Linked DNA regions of Homo sapiens: region 1 is linked to region 2. A link is a loop called in an ENCODE intact Hi-C map of the cell type or tissue named here. Cell type or tissue: PC-3. All regions are shown on one strand. Links, peaks and the distances in the headings refer to the core of each region. The heading gives the core; the rest is flanking DNA. Region 1 overlaps CRIM1 (cysteine rich transmembrane BMP regulator 1). Region 2 has its middle 32 kb from the start of VIT.

What was found. A loop is a pair of places that touch in the nucleus more often than their neighbours do. Peaks named below come from ENCODE experiments on the same cell type or tissue, not always from the same donor. Only the 100,000 strongest peaks of a DNase experiment are listed, where the experiment ranks them.
Region 1: it touches region 2 in a loop (5-fold over the local background); 7 of 110 quality-filtered maps call a loop at or near these places.

What each region holds. Positions count from the first base shown.
Region 1 is chr2:36,455,575-36,464,316 of GRCh38, reverse strand. The region is part of intron 4 of CRIM1 (cysteine rich transmembrane BMP regulator 1); the gene reads right to left. Among named protein-coding and RNA genes, the nearest start is that of CRIM1, 100 kb to the right of the region's middle. RefSeq lists silencers at 2,837-3,131, 3,257-3,551 and an enhancer at 5,040-5,719. In PC-3, for the core only: a CTCF peak has its summit at 4,289 (motif pointing right); DNase peaks (open chromatin) are centred at 2,816 and 4,306; H3K4me3 peaks cover 555 bases; H3K27ac peaks cover 3,154 bases.
Region 2 is chr2:36,660,078-36,668,819 of GRCh38, reverse strand. No RefSeq gene overlaps it. Among named protein-coding and RNA genes, the nearest start is that of VIT, 32 kb to the left of the region's middle. RefSeq lists an enhancer at 8,540-8,742. In PC-3, for the core only: a CTCF peak has its summit at 4,518 (motif pointing right); a DNase peak (open chromatin) is centred at 4,529; H3K4me3 peaks cover 296 bases.

The DNA of each region.
Region 1 (8,742 bases), core at 345-8,344, 200 kb after region 2:
TTTTAACTTTAACCATTTTGACAGAAATATTTCTAAAATGCATTACCTCATTTCTTACTTAACCAGACTGGTATTGAGCGTAACAAACATTTTCTGGCTGACTCAGGGACATCTTCATATGTATCTGTTATGCTCTTCTGTGAATCGATGCTTGCACAGGCTAATACAGAGTGAGTGTTCCCGTGCTAAATGGCCTCATGTTGCTCCTTTGCTGCAACTGATGTTTAGGGTTTTTCAGAGATTTTCTGACTCCTGGTTCAATGATTAAGTTATTAGCTTTTTAGTATTTTCTTGTCAGTGTGATTGTCTTAAGTCCACTCTCATCTTGAGCAATATTTAATTTATGACTGTGCACAATAAAAGAAACGGACTGAAGACTGAGGAGCTCTTTATAAAGAGAGGGCCTAAGCTGTAGTAAGTGAACTTTATGACAGCTATCTTGGAAGCTGAAAGTCTTAATTTTTTGGATCTTAAGCTCCCACCTGAGCATCGATCTCTCTGCACGCATGAATGGGGGTGTTCCATGAGCTGCAAGCTGGCTGTGCTGGCTCTCACCCCTAACTTCGATGCTGCTGCAAAAATTGCTAAACGCAGAAGCCTGGCAAATACGGGCAGGTGAAATAAGAGGAGACAAAATGTTGCATCTGCTACAATGAAAGAGAGGCAGGACACAGGAAACTTAGGGCAGCTGGGTGTCAGCATGTGAATGTAAGATGAGGAAAGAGCCGCTAGATTTCTGCCCTGGGACTCCCCTGGGGAGAGATGTATGGGTCAGAGGGTGGAGAAGATGACGGCGGGAGTTCCCAGGTTGACAGGAGTAAAAGGAAGACATCCTAAAAAAAGACATCCTGGCAGGAAGTATGTGGGTATTTACATACGGTAGAGGTCAAGATCAGGAAAGGTAATGTTCCCAGCAGGGAAAACTATCAATACATTCATTAATTGTGCTTTTGTCCCCCCTTCTTATTTAAGTAATTGGTTTGTTCACTTATTGTTCTTTGGATCTTTAATAAATTAAAATATGCTTATAGTCCACAAGTACTTCAATAATGAGGCCCAGAGATTTAATTACATTTATAGTTAACCATGGAACTAGAAAAGAAATTACTTTAGGTTATGATTTGCATCAAGGACTATTAAAGCCACTGGAAAGGTGGCTTTAAACACCCCACTATCACCCCAAGGTAGGCTCCTTGAGGATTCTTCCATGTGGGGTGGCAGTTCTATTGGATTCCTGGGAGAAGAGGGTGTTAGGTCATTCAGGTTTTGCTGCAATTGTATTTCTACCAGTGGTTTCAAGTAAAGGTTTGCCTGTTTTGTGTGAGTAGAGCTTGGAGCTCTCAATTCATACGCTATATTCCTGCAGGACAATCATTTTCTAGCGCTGAGTAAATGTGAGCTGGGCTTTTAGTGCCTGATAAGGTCATCCCATACTTTGTCACGCTTATATCCCTAGCCATTGCAGTGGTAAGCACATAATCATACTGCTGTGATATAACAGTAACATTATATTGTTTACATTTATTGTACTTGGCACTCTGTACAACTTAAAACTCTCTGGAGTTTATAGATAAATGGGGCTAGAATACTGACAGGCCACACCCTGGCCCCAATGTGTAGATGTGATTACAATGAAAGCATCCCGCAAGAATAGCTGATTAACCTTCTCTTACAAATCTTCTATGATTCCACATTCTTGCCTACACACGTGCTCCAGGGAATCATTCTACTCTAAACACCTGAGAGTGTACAGTCAACCAAAAAATACCTCTTCAGATGTTGTCCTTCAACACTTGAACAACCTTTACTGAACACGTGCACTTACGTGCTGGGTTCTCTGCTATGCTGTTAGGAGTCACACCACACTGAACACCATGACTAAGTCTGCCATGAAGTCTTTTTTCCCCTTTTATGTTTGACCTATTTTCCCAACATTTGTTTAAAAAATTTACAATTTAAAAAATACATTTAGGGAGTACAAGTGCAAGTTTCTTATAGACATATATTGCATAGAGGTGAAGTGTGAGCTTTTAGTGTACCTGTCACCCAAAGAGTAAACATTATATGCATTACGTCTTCCTAACATTTAAATATTCCTATTTTTTTTTTAAAGTCCCTTACAAGTTGTCTCCAGCAGGCTACAGAAGAGCTGAAGTTGCACCCAACCACCTATTAACCCACCTAGGAAAGGAAAATGTTTTATGCTGAATCTTTACAACTAAACTGACTGCATAATAAAGATCCTGGTTTTGCTAGCTGGTGTGACCCCAGCTCCTGTCTCCTTGTTTCCTTCCCTGCAAAGCCTTCTGATCTACCTGTTGCCATCTTTTGACTTTTCACAGCTTCCCCTGAACGTGAAATTAGCATCTTAATCAAGAAAGAGCTGATGAAAGAACCACAAAAGGTAAAAATCTGGGCTTAGGTCAGATATCTATTGGGTAGCTATCTATTAGGTTAAAACCTTACTGAAACTGCCAGTTTTGCAGTTCGAAATGGTCAAATAGCAATTCCTTATTTTCAACATAATACAACTCACATGAGTTATCTTTTAACAGGTATGTTTACATTCACTCTGTCAGGTAACAAAAGGGGACCCCATCATGACCCATATTTGCCCAGGAAGTCTGTTATATCTACAAATGATATGAGTCCCATGTAGTTTTAAAAAATTCTTCAGTAAGATTATTCTAGATTCTCTGGTTAACACACACTGCAGGAGGTATTCTTCCCTTTCACCGATGGGAACAGGAGTTACACAGCTTAGTCAAGTGACCTGATTTTAAATAGGGTTTCCTGTTCTCTGTGTTTTCCACTAGAAGAGACTAGATTTTCCTCTACTGAGTCATGAACAGGAAATGCTGAACTACAGAAGAACTGACGCATGCAACCTGTACCGTCCTCACCACATTCTTTCTCTTCATTTTAATTCTTTTTGTCCTCCCTAATCTTTCCCTCCCTTTATCCCCATCTCTGGATAAGGAGCAAGCAAAGGAAAGGAGAACACAAAAGGGGCAGAGCAAACAGCATTTCATGAGAAAAGCTGCAGTGAGCTGATTTCAACACTTACCCCTCATTTCTGAAGCCCTCTCCCCAATTTCCAGTTCTAGTCCAATCTCCCCCTGCCCACGTCTCTGTCTCTCCCAAACCATGCTACACCCATCCTAAGGCTCAGTTCCCAAACTTCTGCAGTCAAAATTTATCTTCCATTACTCCTCATTTTATGTATCACTTTCTCAGCCTAGCATTCAACACTCTGAAGTCCATATAACCCTTTCTCAATTCTGTTTCCCAGTATTTCCCTTCATTTTCCATTGCTACGGTCATGCTCTTTTCTCCAAATAAGTCCGCACTTTGCTGTCTCTGCACTGCCTGCCCTAATGGCCTCTGCACATTCCTCATCCAGCCCTTATGCCCAGTTGTCTTTCTAGGCCAACCTCGGATAACAGCTTCTTCTCTGAACCCCCAAACACCACACTTTTCTTACAGCACCCTCTTTCTCTATTTTGTGGTAACTTGAGGACTCACCTTAACATAAGCTCTTCTAGTACCTATCATGTCTAGTCATATAAATGTTTCTTAAGTGGAAGTGAACTGCAGAGGAACAAGACAGGAATAACAGTAACACAACAAAACAAAAACACAAAAGAAAGTGAGGAGAGCACTGAGATTTCTCTACTGTGAATTCATAAAGGCCACCCCAGGCAGAGCTATTTGCATGACCTTGAGCAGAAGTGCTAAGGTTTTAAAAAATGAAACAAAACAGCTTTATTGAGATATAATTCACTTACGATAAGTATTCACCCTTTTAAAGTACACAATTCAGTGGTTTTATACTCACAAGGTTGTATAACCATCACTAGTACCTAATTTCAGAACATTTTCATCATCTCAAAAAGAAATCCTGTACTCACTAGCAGTCACTCCCTTTCCCCTGATCTCCGGCCCTTAGCAACCACTAATTTATGTTCTGTCTCTATGGACTTGCCAATTCTGGATAGTTCATATAAATGGAATCATACAATATGTGGGCTAAGGGCTTTTTAACTTCAAAGAAGATGCAACCTGTATTTGCAAGTAACCAGAAAAATAAAGCCTCTAATGTAATCCTTAGAGTTAATATAATGATCAATCGAGGTACCACATTAATAAATTTTTGCATAATGTAACCACAGCTGCAGCCAGGTGGGACTTGGTAAAGCTGTCTTTTTTTTTTCTCAAGTAGGTAATGGATTCAAGCTCAGTGGGCACCTGAGTGCCTGAGTACAATGGAACTCAGAAATCATGGAAACCCCTAGAGGGCACTCACCCCCTTAGGAGGTTCTGCTGACTGAAGGGCGGTGAGTACACATTTAAGCTTTCCCTTCATGTCCTTTGCTTCCTGGACTTCACAGACAATCCCAGGCAGGCCAGAAGGTCAGAGTCCGAGCTCCTGGGCATAGCTTGCAAGGTGCTCCTAAGTCTGCCTCTACCTGTTATTAGTTTCCATATTCTACTGGTTCCTGCACACACCCTACACTCCAGCAACAATGATGATCTGATGTCACTCAATCACCTGCCACCACCCCTTATCACTCCAGCCACAGCTCATGTCCACCCAGCCTCAAATCCCTGCCTCTCCCTTGCCCCTGGTGAATTCCCCACAACCTTAAGACCATCTACCCTGTAAGACCTTCTCTGGTCAAAAAACAAACAGGATTAATTTTCCCTCCTCTGACTTGCAACAGTACGTAACGGTAGTAACTCTTGAAGTGCATCGGCCCATCATACTAAATCAAAATCAGACTGTTTCTCCTGTGAATTCCTCTAGTGCAGGGGGCATGTCTTACTTGTCTTATAAATAATAGTAAAAAAATGATAAAGGTACCCAACCAATAATCTGAAATAAACTTTTTCATGGATACTAAGTCAGGGGTTAGACCATGTATTGTTTTATATTTTTTATTTTTATACATTTTAGACTGCAAGCTTCTAGGTACAGTGCTTTTCAAAATTAGTATGTGGAAGGAAAGACTATGGAATGTGTTTAAAATGCAGATGCCAGGGTACCCACTCAAACATTGTTTTTCTGCAGGTTTGGGGAGCGGCTCCAGAATCTGCCCATATAATAGGCTCTCCAGGAGAGTCTGCTGATGGGAATTTGCAATCCACTTTCCAAGAACTTTGTGCCTAGATGCGCAAAGCCTGGGTGGTCACAGTTTAATTTGTACTTTCCACTAAAAAAAAACAAAAAAGCAAAAAACAAGTACAACTAGTTTTAACATTATAATGAGAACAATGATTACTAGTACTTGTTTTAGATCACTTACAAAGACTCCTTCCTGCCTGAATACCATTGCTTAAAAGTGAGAGATACCACGAGGGAAGAAAAGAACAGAAATATTACCAATTTATCCAATACTGTCACCCAAAGAAGAAAAATGTGTGACTGCTAGCAAGCTACTTAAACTCTTGCAGACTGTTTTCTCATCCATAAAGTGAGACAGGTGGATCATAATAAACTCTTCTCTAAATATAAAATCCTTTGATTCTATCACTGCCATTCCCATTCCCGTCACTGCTGCAAACTGACCTCAGCTCATCCTCTTCTCACTCACCTGCACCCTGTCCTTCAGGAACATCAGTCACCTTGTGTCCCTTACTCCCCTGATCCTCCTCCTCTCCAAGCACCTCAACCTTCAGGCCCAGCTCAAGATAGGGCCTTTGCACTGGTGACGTTTTGTTTTTCGTGGGGGCATAATAATTATATAACTTTTTTTTCCCTACTAAAGAACTCTAAGCAAGGCCGGAAAAGAAACAACATGCTAGATGCTGTTGTCTCCCTACCACTAGGCATGTTTCAGACCCTACATAACTAAGCGCAAGGGTCAACAGTTTGTTTTACTACAATGACCAGAAAAACCTTAAAGGAAGATAACCTACAGGAGATTCCTGGAGGAGGCCACAGGGCTAGGAGTCCTGTTTGCCCCTCCCACAGCCCTTTCAGCAAAGAACAGGAATGCCCCTCAACCTCTGCCTCGCCCCGTCACCCCAGAGGTATCCTCCTGGTGTGGGTGCTGATGTTATCCTAACATTCCCCATAGTAGGCTCCTTCTGCAGAGGAGGCAGCTCGGAAGCAGCAAGCCATCATATTCCTCATCTTCCCCAGCAGACTCTGATCTTCCTCTGCCCGTATCCTAGAGGAAAACAAGTCAGTGAGGTCTTCTGGAAAAGATTTCTTTCAATACTGGATCTACTACACACCGGAAGTGAGTGCTTGAGGCCTTCAAAAGTGGAGACATGACCGCCTATAAATTAAAAACTACTTACAGGTGGGTGGGAGGTCGCCCTTTAGTCAGGAAACAAGGATAAATGAGGAGCAAAAAGGGCAAAGCCCTTGTGTTACTAGGATTCTACACAGTGTGTTAATGAAATAGCTTGTCGGGAATGGAAATTATAATGACATATAAAACACAGTGCTATTCTATAAAAAGTAGCTGCAACTTTAATTAAATTCGATGTACTATCTTTCTACTGATTAAATTTCTTACTCTTTCCAGGAATGTGTAAGTTTTTTTTTTTTTAAAGGCTGCAAATAAAATATCCAAAAAGAAACAGGTTTCCTATCTGAGGGTCCAACCCTTCTTATGGAAAACAGCACTCCTCCCTATGAAAGTTCCTTAGGCTCACAGTTTTCCTCGTGCCTCACCATAAGAGATTTACTACTATCTGTGTATGAATAACTAACCCTCCTTCACCCTTTCTCCCCTGTCTCAAGCTTATTCCTGCGTGATTTCCTGGCATTTACACCCCCTAACACTGACAGATGTGCTGTAGCCACAGCAAGTGCAGCCCTGCCCTGGGGATCACACTCTCCCCCCGCAGCCATCCCTCCCCTGTGTACAGTGAGCAGAAACTGTACCTTCTTCAACACTTTCCCTTTGAAGACCACCAGAAAAAATCACTCTGCCTTTCGTTGTTGTTGTTTTACGCTTTGTTTTTTTCTGGGGGGAGGAATCAAAGGACATGCTCACATGTAGGGAAGGTATAAGTTAAAGACAATTAGGTTTGGGTTCAGTGTATACTGTTCAGGTGATGGGTGCCCCAAAATCTCACAAATCACCGCTAAAGAACTTATGTAACCAAATACTACCTGTTTCCCAAAAACCTATGGAAATAAAAAATTTATAAAATAAATAAAAATAAAATAAAATATTCCCTTGCCTTCCTACTACTGGTAATAATAATAAAGCAGCCATTAAGCTCTTCTCTTCCTAGCTTCCTCCTCGAGGCTGGCATGTGGCTCCGGAAGCTTATCTTAAGGTGCTAAGTTGAAAGGAAAGTGGTATAAGCTGCAGGAGAACAGAAGTTGTAAGTCTACGTGGTTCCTATAAGAATTTAACAATTATCTTCTAGGACTCTGCCCCACAGAAAGTAGGTGTGGTGGGGAGAAAACAACGGCATCTTTCACAAATTACTACCTTGACGTGAGTGGCTAAAAAAAAAAAAAATCAGGGTTAGTTTTGAAGGGACTCAACCCCAGCGGTGGGTGGTGGGGGGGTGGAGACAGACACAGCAGAAACACAGCTGAAAGTAATCGCAGGGCCCGTGCCCCTGTTGAAATGTTACAGCTGGGATCTGGCAGAAATCCTGGGCCACTCAGTCCAGCTCAACAATCCGATATCACACATCGAGAGCTGGCCAAGTCCCAGGAACGGAAGGCTCCCTGCCTTCACTTCCGTAGGTCTAGGGGAAGACAATGGCATCTGCTTTCACGGCTGGTAGGATGGCTTTAGAGAGTAAGACAGGATGGGAGTGAGAGCTGCATGAAGGACTAGTTTGGAAAAGGAGGAAGGGAAACTGGCACATCACGCTGTGGAAAGGAGAACTGGGCTGGGAAGTGGAGAATAAGTTTTAGTTTAGCAACATAGGTTATTCCCACTTCAGAGTGGAATTTCCAACTGCCTCAGAAAATAGATGCTTTGGAACAATGAATCAGCTTGTTTATGAACACGTAATGATTTTGTAGCTGTTTACCGAGTGTGTACATGCAGCAGGTACTAAGCTGGATTGCGGCTGGGGATACACAGGGTTCTGGCCCTAAGTTTAGGGAATTTAGTTTAGGGAAGCTTTTATATATAACCACAAATGAGAACACAATGGGAGGTTGACTATTAAATCCTCTCCCCAGAGCACACAAAGAACAAACACCAACGATGTCTGGACTAACCTTCTACTTGAAAATCTGAGCAAAGCCTCCATTGCCTGGCTGCTAACACTCCTTCAGGCCGCCAGAACCATCTGGGGCCTGAGCTAGTGCTGAAACAGATGACTTTAAGCATGCATCCACTTGGATTCCTTTGGGCAGTCAATTCCCAGCCTCTCATCCTTGTCATCAGTGCAAAGTGAAAGACCGTATTGTCTCTCATCCTCCAAGGAATGCACATCCCCAGAGAGCACTGCTCTGGGACTCATCCCTTCCAACTGACTCCCCTGCTTCCTCCAAACTTTCCTCTGCAGACAAACTCCCCCATCCTCCGAACATATCACACAATGCACCACTCGAATTTGTTTCTAACATTTACCTGGCTCTCCCCTAAAGATTCTATTTCCTTATAGCCATCTCCAGTGAGACTGAGAATCCCCACATCCTACTCACTTATTCACCTGGGATGGAAGGGAGGTCAGCATTCTCCAAGTTGACCACTGGCTACTTGCACATGGTTGCTTTCCTCTCTCATGCAAACCTTCCCTTCCGGTGACTCT
Region 2 (8,742 bases), core at 294-8,293:
GAGGGTCATAAAGGAAGACAAGAAGGCAGAAATAAATGTAGAGAGAGATATGTCTTTTGGGTGACAGGAAGGCTTACTACTACCAAGATGCTAATTCTCCCTAAATTAACTTGTAAAGTTCAGGCACTTTCAATCAAAATCTCATCAGGATTACTTGTGGAACTTGACAGTATCATCGCAAAGATCAAATGGAAGAATAAACATGCAGGAATATTGAGGAAATTCGGAGTTGAGGGGTATGAGAAAACTTGCTCGATGACAAATCAAAACTATTATGAAGCTATACAAAACTGGTGCAGGAATAAAAATCGAGATCAATGGAATGGAATAGATATCGGAAATAAATTCTAAGGTATATGAAAGTTTTTTTTCCCTAGATTTACTGCAATAATTTCCCAATTTTAAAAATTATAGTCTCCTATCTCTTTTATTAATCTCTTTCTAGGCTTTCTCCCCAAGACAGCCAGAGTCATTGCCTAAAAACATAATAGGGTTATATATAAACCTTTGGCTTAAAAGCTTTCAGTGGTTTTCCTTGCACTTGGAATTAAATCCATATTCCTACACTGAGTGGCCAGACCCGCTTCTCCCGCTAACCTCACTCACAGCATGCCTCTCTATGCTCAGCAGGTCTCAGCCACGCTGGCCAGTTTCCGTCCTCCATAGAGCCAAGTTCTTTCCCCCTACGGAGCATTTGCATGAGCTGCTCCTTCCACATGGAGCGCTTTTCCCCGACTCTTTCCCAGGCTGGCTCAATCCTATTATTTGAGCTCCAGCTCCCATTCAATGGAACTTCCTTCAAGCAGTCTGTGAGAGGAAACTGCCCCACATCTACGCTTCATTATTTTCTCTCTGTGGTCATTTGTTTCCTTCGCAGCACTTTGCAAGTTGCAATACTTATCTGTTTGCTTATTATGATCTCCTCCTCGGTACTCCATATTCCACGATGGCTGGGACCATTCTCTGCTCATCATTGTCCCTCCGGCATCTAGCGCAGAACATGCCACAGCAGTAACTCAGTCAGTGTTTGTGGAGTGAAAGAAGGAATGCATACATGCGTGGATAATAAAGTTAGCTCTTTGAATCAGTGGGGAGAAGCTAGGTTATTGAAGAAATGATGTTTGGGCAACAGGGTAGCTCTTTGGAACAACAAAACCCACGAATTCCTTACCTTCTTGCACAAAAATGAATTTATGGTTAATCAAAGTTTTAGTTTAAAATTTTAAAAACATAACATTTTTGTCTCCACCATCTTCATTGAGGTATAGTTGACAATACGGATTATATATATTTAAGTGTACAATGTGATTATCTGATATAGGTGTACGTTGTGTGATGATTACCAGAATTCAATTAACTGACACATCTATCACCACACAGTTACCATTTGTGTGTGTGTGTGTGTGTGTGTGTGTGTGTGTGTGTGTGTGGTGATAAGGACACTTAGGATCTACTCTGTTAGCAAATTTCAAGTAGACAATACAATATAATAAACTATAATCACCATGCTTTACATTACCTCCATAGTACTTATTCACCTTATAACTGAAAGTTTGTATATTTGACCAATATCTCCCCATTTTTTTCCATCTCTAAGCCCCTGGCAATCACCATTCTACTCTCTGCTTCTGTGAGTTCAACTTTTTTAGTTTGTACATATAACTGAGAACATAAAGTACTTATCTTGCTGTATCTTATTTCACTTAACATAATGTCCTCCAGGTTCATCCATGTTGTTGCAAATGGCAGACTTTTCTTCTTTTTATGATTGAATAATATTCGTGTGTGTGTGTAGATACCACATTTCCTTTATCCATTCATTTGTCAGTGGTCACTTATGTTGTTTCCATATCTTGGCTATTGTAAATAATGCTACAGTGAACATGATAGTGCAGATATCTCTTAAAGGTACTGATTTGGGCCGGGTGCAGTGGCTCATGCCCATAAGCCCAGCACTTTGGGAGGCTGAAGCAGGAGGATCACTTGAGGCCAGGAGTTTGAGACCAGTCTGAGCAACATACTGAGATCCTGTCTCTACAAACAATTTTTTTTTAATTAGCTGGGCCTGGTGGCATATACCTGCCAGCTACTCGGGAAGGTGAGGTGGGAAGATCACTTGAGCTCAGGAGTTCCAGGCTACAGTGAGCTATGATCACACCACTGCACTCCAGCCTTGGCGACAGAGTAAGGCCCTCCTCTTAAATATATATGTATTTTATTTCCTTTGTGTATGTACCCAGAAGTGAGATTGCTGGATCATATTGTAGTTTAGGTTTTAATTTTTTGAGGAATCTTCATACTGTTTTCCATGACTGTATCAATTTACATTCCCGTCAACAGTGTACAAAGGCTTCGTTTTCTCCACACCCTCACCAACACTTGTTATCTCTCGTCTTTTTGATAACAGCCACCCTAACAGGTGTGAGGTAGTATCTCCTTGTGAAAACCTTAACATTTTCTAAAGAAAACATAACAATATTTTTACATATCTTGTGAGCTAATACATGCGTATAATTCTTTGTGGGTTAAAAACAAAACAAAACAAAACAAAATGTGATGGAGCCCATATGTGGCCTAAAAGCTTAAAAAATTTACTGTCTGGCCCTTTAAGGAAAAGTTTGGTGATAACTAAGAAATATCTTGTATCTTTTGTTAAAAATTTAAAATCACTCTATCTTATGTTTAAAAAATTTTTTGGCATTGATGTATATAAACCTAATGTCATAAGCATATCATTGTCTTGACTTTCAGTGTAAGTTGATGTCACTGTGAGCTAATACATGTGTATAATTCTTTGTGGGTTAAAACAAAACAAAACAAATATGATAGAGCCCATATGTGACCTAAAAGCTTAAAAGATTCACTTTCTGGCCCTTTAAGGAAAAGTTTGGTGATAACTAAGAAATGTCTTGTATCTTTCGTTAAAAATTTAAAATCGCTCTATCTTATGTTAAAAAAAATTTTGGCGTTGATGTATATAAACCTAATGCCATAAGCAATATTATTGTCTTGACTTTCAGTGTAAGTTGATGTCACAGAGAACACACCAAAGGCAATGGTTTAAATGAAACAGGATCTAATTTTGCTCTTGCAAAAAATTACCAAGCTAAGCTTTTCAAGGCTGATAGGGTGACTGCAACCTCAATCTGCATCTTCCGTCTCCCAGCCAATGGGAAGATGGAGGGGCAAATGGAAACACAGGCAATTTCACCTTATCCAGAAGTTAGTCTCATGGACATGGTGTGCATCTTTTTTGTTCACATTCTGCTTACTGGAATATGGCCATGTCTAGCTGCATGGGAGACTGGGAATGTTGTCCTTAGATGGACAGCCTTCTTCCAAGCTTGAATTAAGAAGCTCCATTATTAAAAGCCAGGGAGAATGATTACTGATGGACATCTTGGAGTTCCTGCCGCAAAGAGTAACTTGGCCCCAATGCCACTGGGCTTATTCTTCTCTTCTCACTCATATTTTGCCTTAGATTAGTTCTAAAATTAGTTTTATTTAGATTTTCCCTTTTTGAAACTCAAGATTCAAAGTTCACAGAGAGGTTTATGCTTTTCTTGCCAGTATCATTTCCCTGTCTTTGCAAAAGTTTATTCATTCTATCCCAGGTTAGCAAACCCATTGCCCTTGTAATAGGGACTGATTCAGAAAGCCGAACTATGTATTTCAACACCTTCTCTGTTCCAGGCATTCATTTTTAAAACCCTTTCTCTTTCCCAAAGTCATGTTCATCAGCCTAATTTGCAGAGCAGCAGTCAGCAAACGTTTCCTTAAAGGGCCAGACAGTAAATCTTTTAAGCTTTTAAGCCACATATGGGCTCTATCACATTTTGTTTTGTTTTGTTCTGTTTTGTTTTTAACCCTCTAAAATGTAAAAATTATTGATAGCTTTCAGGCTGTGCAAAAATAGACTGCTGAGCTGGATGTGGTGCACATGCCATAGTCTGCTGACTCTTGTTGCAGAGCAATGTATGTCTGTATATTTCTCTTGAACAGTGGGGAAGTGGAAGTTACAGTATTCCAGCACCAGATGGTATATATCCAGGAACTATAGGGAACATCTTGCTACATCTGAACAATGACTACAGCTCTGTAACCCCAATACAGCTATGTTTGCTGCTGCACACTGAGTCTGATGGCCAACAATTATAACATAGTCAGATCCTAAAGATTTATGCTCTCTATATATCATGTTGCCAGGATGAAAGTTGAAGTTTGAGGTTCAAGGTTGAAAGATGAAAGTTGAAACTTTTTTTCAATGTTATAAACATCAATCTGTTTGTACATACCTTTGTTGATACTGTAATAGCTCAGACAATATATAGCTTAGAAATGACTTTCAAATTCCCGACTTTAAAATTCATACAGATTGCATAATCTATAAATATTCATTATCATTCATGATATAATTAATCAGCAAGTATTTATTGAATGTCTACCATATGCCGGGCACTGTACTAGATGGCGGGAATACAACCGTTAACAAAACAAAGTCCTTGCTCTCCAGTAGGGGGAGCTCACATTATAGAGGAGAAACATGGCAAATAAACAAATAAGCACATCCATTTAGAGCACAGCCGGTGCTGACAAGTGCTATGATGAAAAACAAAGCAAGACAAAGAAATAGATATTGTTTGAAGCGACTATTTTAGAGTGGTAAGAAGGTCTTTAAAATGAGGCGAGAGTTGAACTCAGTCAAGAATGCAATGCAGGAGCAAGCCATATAGTTATCTAGGGGCTATCTAGGGAACAGAGGAGGGTCGGGGGAGGCGCAGGGAGCAGGGTAAAGGCTTTCAGTGAGGTGTGTTTAGGATCAGGAAAGGGCCAGCTGACTGGAGTGGAGAGAGGCTAATAAAGCCAGGGAATATAGGACCTTTTAATTCATTATAAGGTCTTTGGATTTTATTTTGCGGGAGACGGGAAGCCTTAGAAAGATTTTGAGCAATGAAGGGTTATGATCGAATTGAGGTTTTAAGGGAGGTGTTGTCATTGCTGTGCAGCAAATACATTAAGGGCAAGAGGAGAATCAGGTGCACTAGGTGGGAGGTTATTATAATTGTGCAGGTGAGAGATGACAGTGCTTGGGCTAGGCAGTGGTGGGAAATGTAACTATTTTCATGTGGTTCAGCACACAAGAAAAAGTTTGTCTTTAATTGTATATATTTTCTAATCCCGGAGGAATCCAGTACCACCTAATTGTTTATCCCAGAATAGGCACTGCTAGCCAAAGCCTCTTACAATGGAAAACACAGGCTAATTAAACTAGGATTTACTATATGGTTTACTTTTATATCTCAAAATCTAGACATAGCCATGTTATAATTGCTAATAAAGGGCCGTGGCTATAAATCAGGATGACTTCATGAGGCAATGTTTGCTTTTAATATTGAAGAATTGACAGAACTCTATTTAGAACTGAGTTATGTACAACACTAATCTTTCAGGGATGGCTTGATTTTCAGTCCTCTATTTCCATCATTGGATTGCTTTGTTGCAATAGGAATGAACACAAGCAAATGTAACTCTATGCCTAACAATGCAAGGCAACAACTGCATACAAACAAAGCTAAGCTCAAAGTGCACGCTCAATTAATTGTTGTGAATGACAACTGAGTGATAAAGTTTAGCATTTAAAAATTAACAAATTCAAGTGCTGAGGACACCATAGAAAATTAGATGTCTATGGGTACCCTCCAAGTTAACTTACTTTTCTAATTTACTTCTAAGGAGTGGCTTAGGTGCAGGGTAAATAAAGTTTATTTTGTCTCCGTTCTTCCATTTCTCTGCCATTTTTTTATTCTCCATTTTAAAAGTTTTATTTAAAAAGTAAACCTTAACGTCGAAAATGCAAACCAGGGGAGGGCAGAAAGATCACACACTAGGCTGTAACTTCACACTAGGTTGCACGCTGGCCGGGCAGAGCTGCTCCTCACTTCCCAGACAGTGGGGCGGCCAGGCAGAGGCGCTCCTCACTTCCCAGATGGGGAGGCGGCCAGGCAGATGTGCTCCTCACTTCCCACATGGTGGAGTGGCCGGGCAAAGGTCTCTGCCATTTTTTAAAGTTCACTTCAATACTAAGTTTGGCATTTTTTTTCCCTCTCCAACATTCCCCAAACTCACTTACTAGTGGAATTTTTTTTTCTTTTTTTTTTTTTTTGGTTATTTGTTTCTCTTAAAAAAACAAAGAGGAGGGTATTTTATCAAGGCAAAATAGGTTCTCTTGCTAAGACTAATCTTTCTTCTTTTACTTTTTTGATAGTTACATAAAAGAAAATGTACAGATTCAAATACACTATGCAGCTTAATGAGGTTTTGTTTATGTATATACTCATGCAACTACTATCCTGATCAAGATATAACATATTTACAGCATTCCAAATAATCCTTTCTGCTGCTTACTAGTCAATACCCCACCAATGGGAATCATACTGAGCTCTATCTCCATAGTTTTGCCTGTTTTTGAACTTTACAAATGGAATCATATAGTATGTATTGTTGGCCCTTTGTATCCATGGGTTACACATCCATGGATTCAGTCAACCATGGGCTAAAAATATTTGAAAAAAAAATTGCATCAGTACTAAACATGTACAGACTTTTTCCCTTGTCATTATTCACTAAAAAAGACAGTCTAATAACTATTTACATAATGTTTATATTGTATTAAGTATTATAAGTAATCTAGAGCTGATTTAAAGTGTACTGAGAGGGTGTGGATATGCAAACACTATGCCATTTCATATGAGGGACTTGAGCATCCTCGGATTTTAGTATCGGGGCAGTCCTGGAACGAATCACCAATCATGCCCAGGTACCAAGGGATCATTGTATTCTTTTGTATCCGGCTTCTTTTACTAAAAAAAAAAATTTTTTTTTTTTGAGACAAGGTCCCACTCTGTCACTCAGACTGGAGTGCAGTGGTGCAATCACGGCTGACTGCAGCCTCGACCACCCAGGCTCAGGTGCTCCTCCCACCTCAGGCTCCCAAGCGTCTGAAACTAGAGGCATGTGTCACCACGCCCAGCTAATTTTTGTGTGTATTTTTTGTAGAGACAAGGTCTCGCCTTGTTGCCCAGGCTAGTCTCAAACTCCTGGGCTTAAGCAATCCACCCACCTTGGCCTCCCAAAGTGCTGGGATTACAGGTGCGTGCCACTGCATCTGGCCTGGCCTACTCAATGTTATGTATATAAAATTCATCAAAGTTGTCACATATAGCAGTTCTTTTTTTTTTCACTGCTGTTTGGTACTCCATTATGTAAATATACTTCAATTTATTTATCTGTTGTAATGTCTCTGGACTTTGGTAGTCTTCAGTTTTGGGCTATTGTGAGTAAAGCTCTGTGAACATTCTTATACATGTCTTTAGGTGGATATAAGTACTGATTTATGTTGAACGTATACCTAAAGGTTGAATTGCTGCATGAGAGGTTCTGTGTATATTGACTAACTTTTGCATAAAACAAAGAATAAGTTAGTGCCAGGAAGATGATAGTGTTAGATGATTGATTTGATTTGATAACATTTAATTAAATTACTTGAAATTGTTTGCTTGGTTATTATTTTGCTCTTTATAAAAGATGGTGAAAAAATATACCTCACTCATTAAGATGGCCACTGTTTTAAAAAACACAGAAAATAACAAGTGTTGGCAAGGATATGGGAAAATTGGAACCCTATGCATTGCTTGTGCAAATATAAAATGGTGCAGCAGCTATGGAAAATAGTATGGAGGTTCCTCAAAAATTCCAAATAGAATTATCACATGATCTAGCAATCCCACTTCTGGGTATATATCCAAAAGAATTGAAAACAGTATCTCAAAGATTGATTTGCATACTCATGTTCATTGCAGTGTTATTAACAATAGCCAGGAGGTGGAAGCCACCTAAATGTCCATCAACAGATGGATGGATAAATGAAATGTGGTCTATACATACAATGGAATATTATTCAGCTTTAAAAAAGGAGCAAATCCTGCCATGTGCTACAACGTGGATGAACCTTGAGGATGTTTTGCTAAGTGACATAAGCCAGTCACAAAAAGACAAACGCTGCATGATTCCATTTATATGAGGAATCTAAAGTAGTCAAACTCTTAGAAAGTAGAATAGTGGTTAGCAGGGGTTAGGGGGAGGGGAAAAAGAAAAGTTACTGTTTAATGGCTATAGAGTTTCAGATATGCAATACGAAAATTTCTGGAGATTCTTTGCACAACAATGTGCACCGTATAATACACTGAAAAATGGTTAAGGTGGTTTAAAAAAGATATTTTAAAAACAACAACAACACCCCATAGCTTTGATTGAAAAATATTCCTGTCATACTTTAGGTAAACAAGCCTTAAAGAAATGAGATGCAGACTGGTGTCTACTCGAGGTACATGTTTCAGAAGCTTTTGTGGAACATCAATGTACTTGCTCATGAAGGCTTTTCTATTCCCTTGTTACCACATGAATGATTTGGGGGAAAATAAGATCCTTGAAGTTGAGTATATTTATATAATTAATTGAAGAAAAGGGTACTGGAAACCATAACCACAGGAGGAATGTACAAGACAGTTATTTTCTAGCTCTTTCTGATTAAATAAAGCTATTTTTGTACTTCTGATCTTTGCATGAAACAAAAAAACCCTGAAGTCATGGTGACTCATAAATAACCTTGATGAAGCATTCAGTCCATGACCTAGCAGGTTGCAGATTGTCAATAGATGTGATTGAGTGCAAAGACCTCTTGAC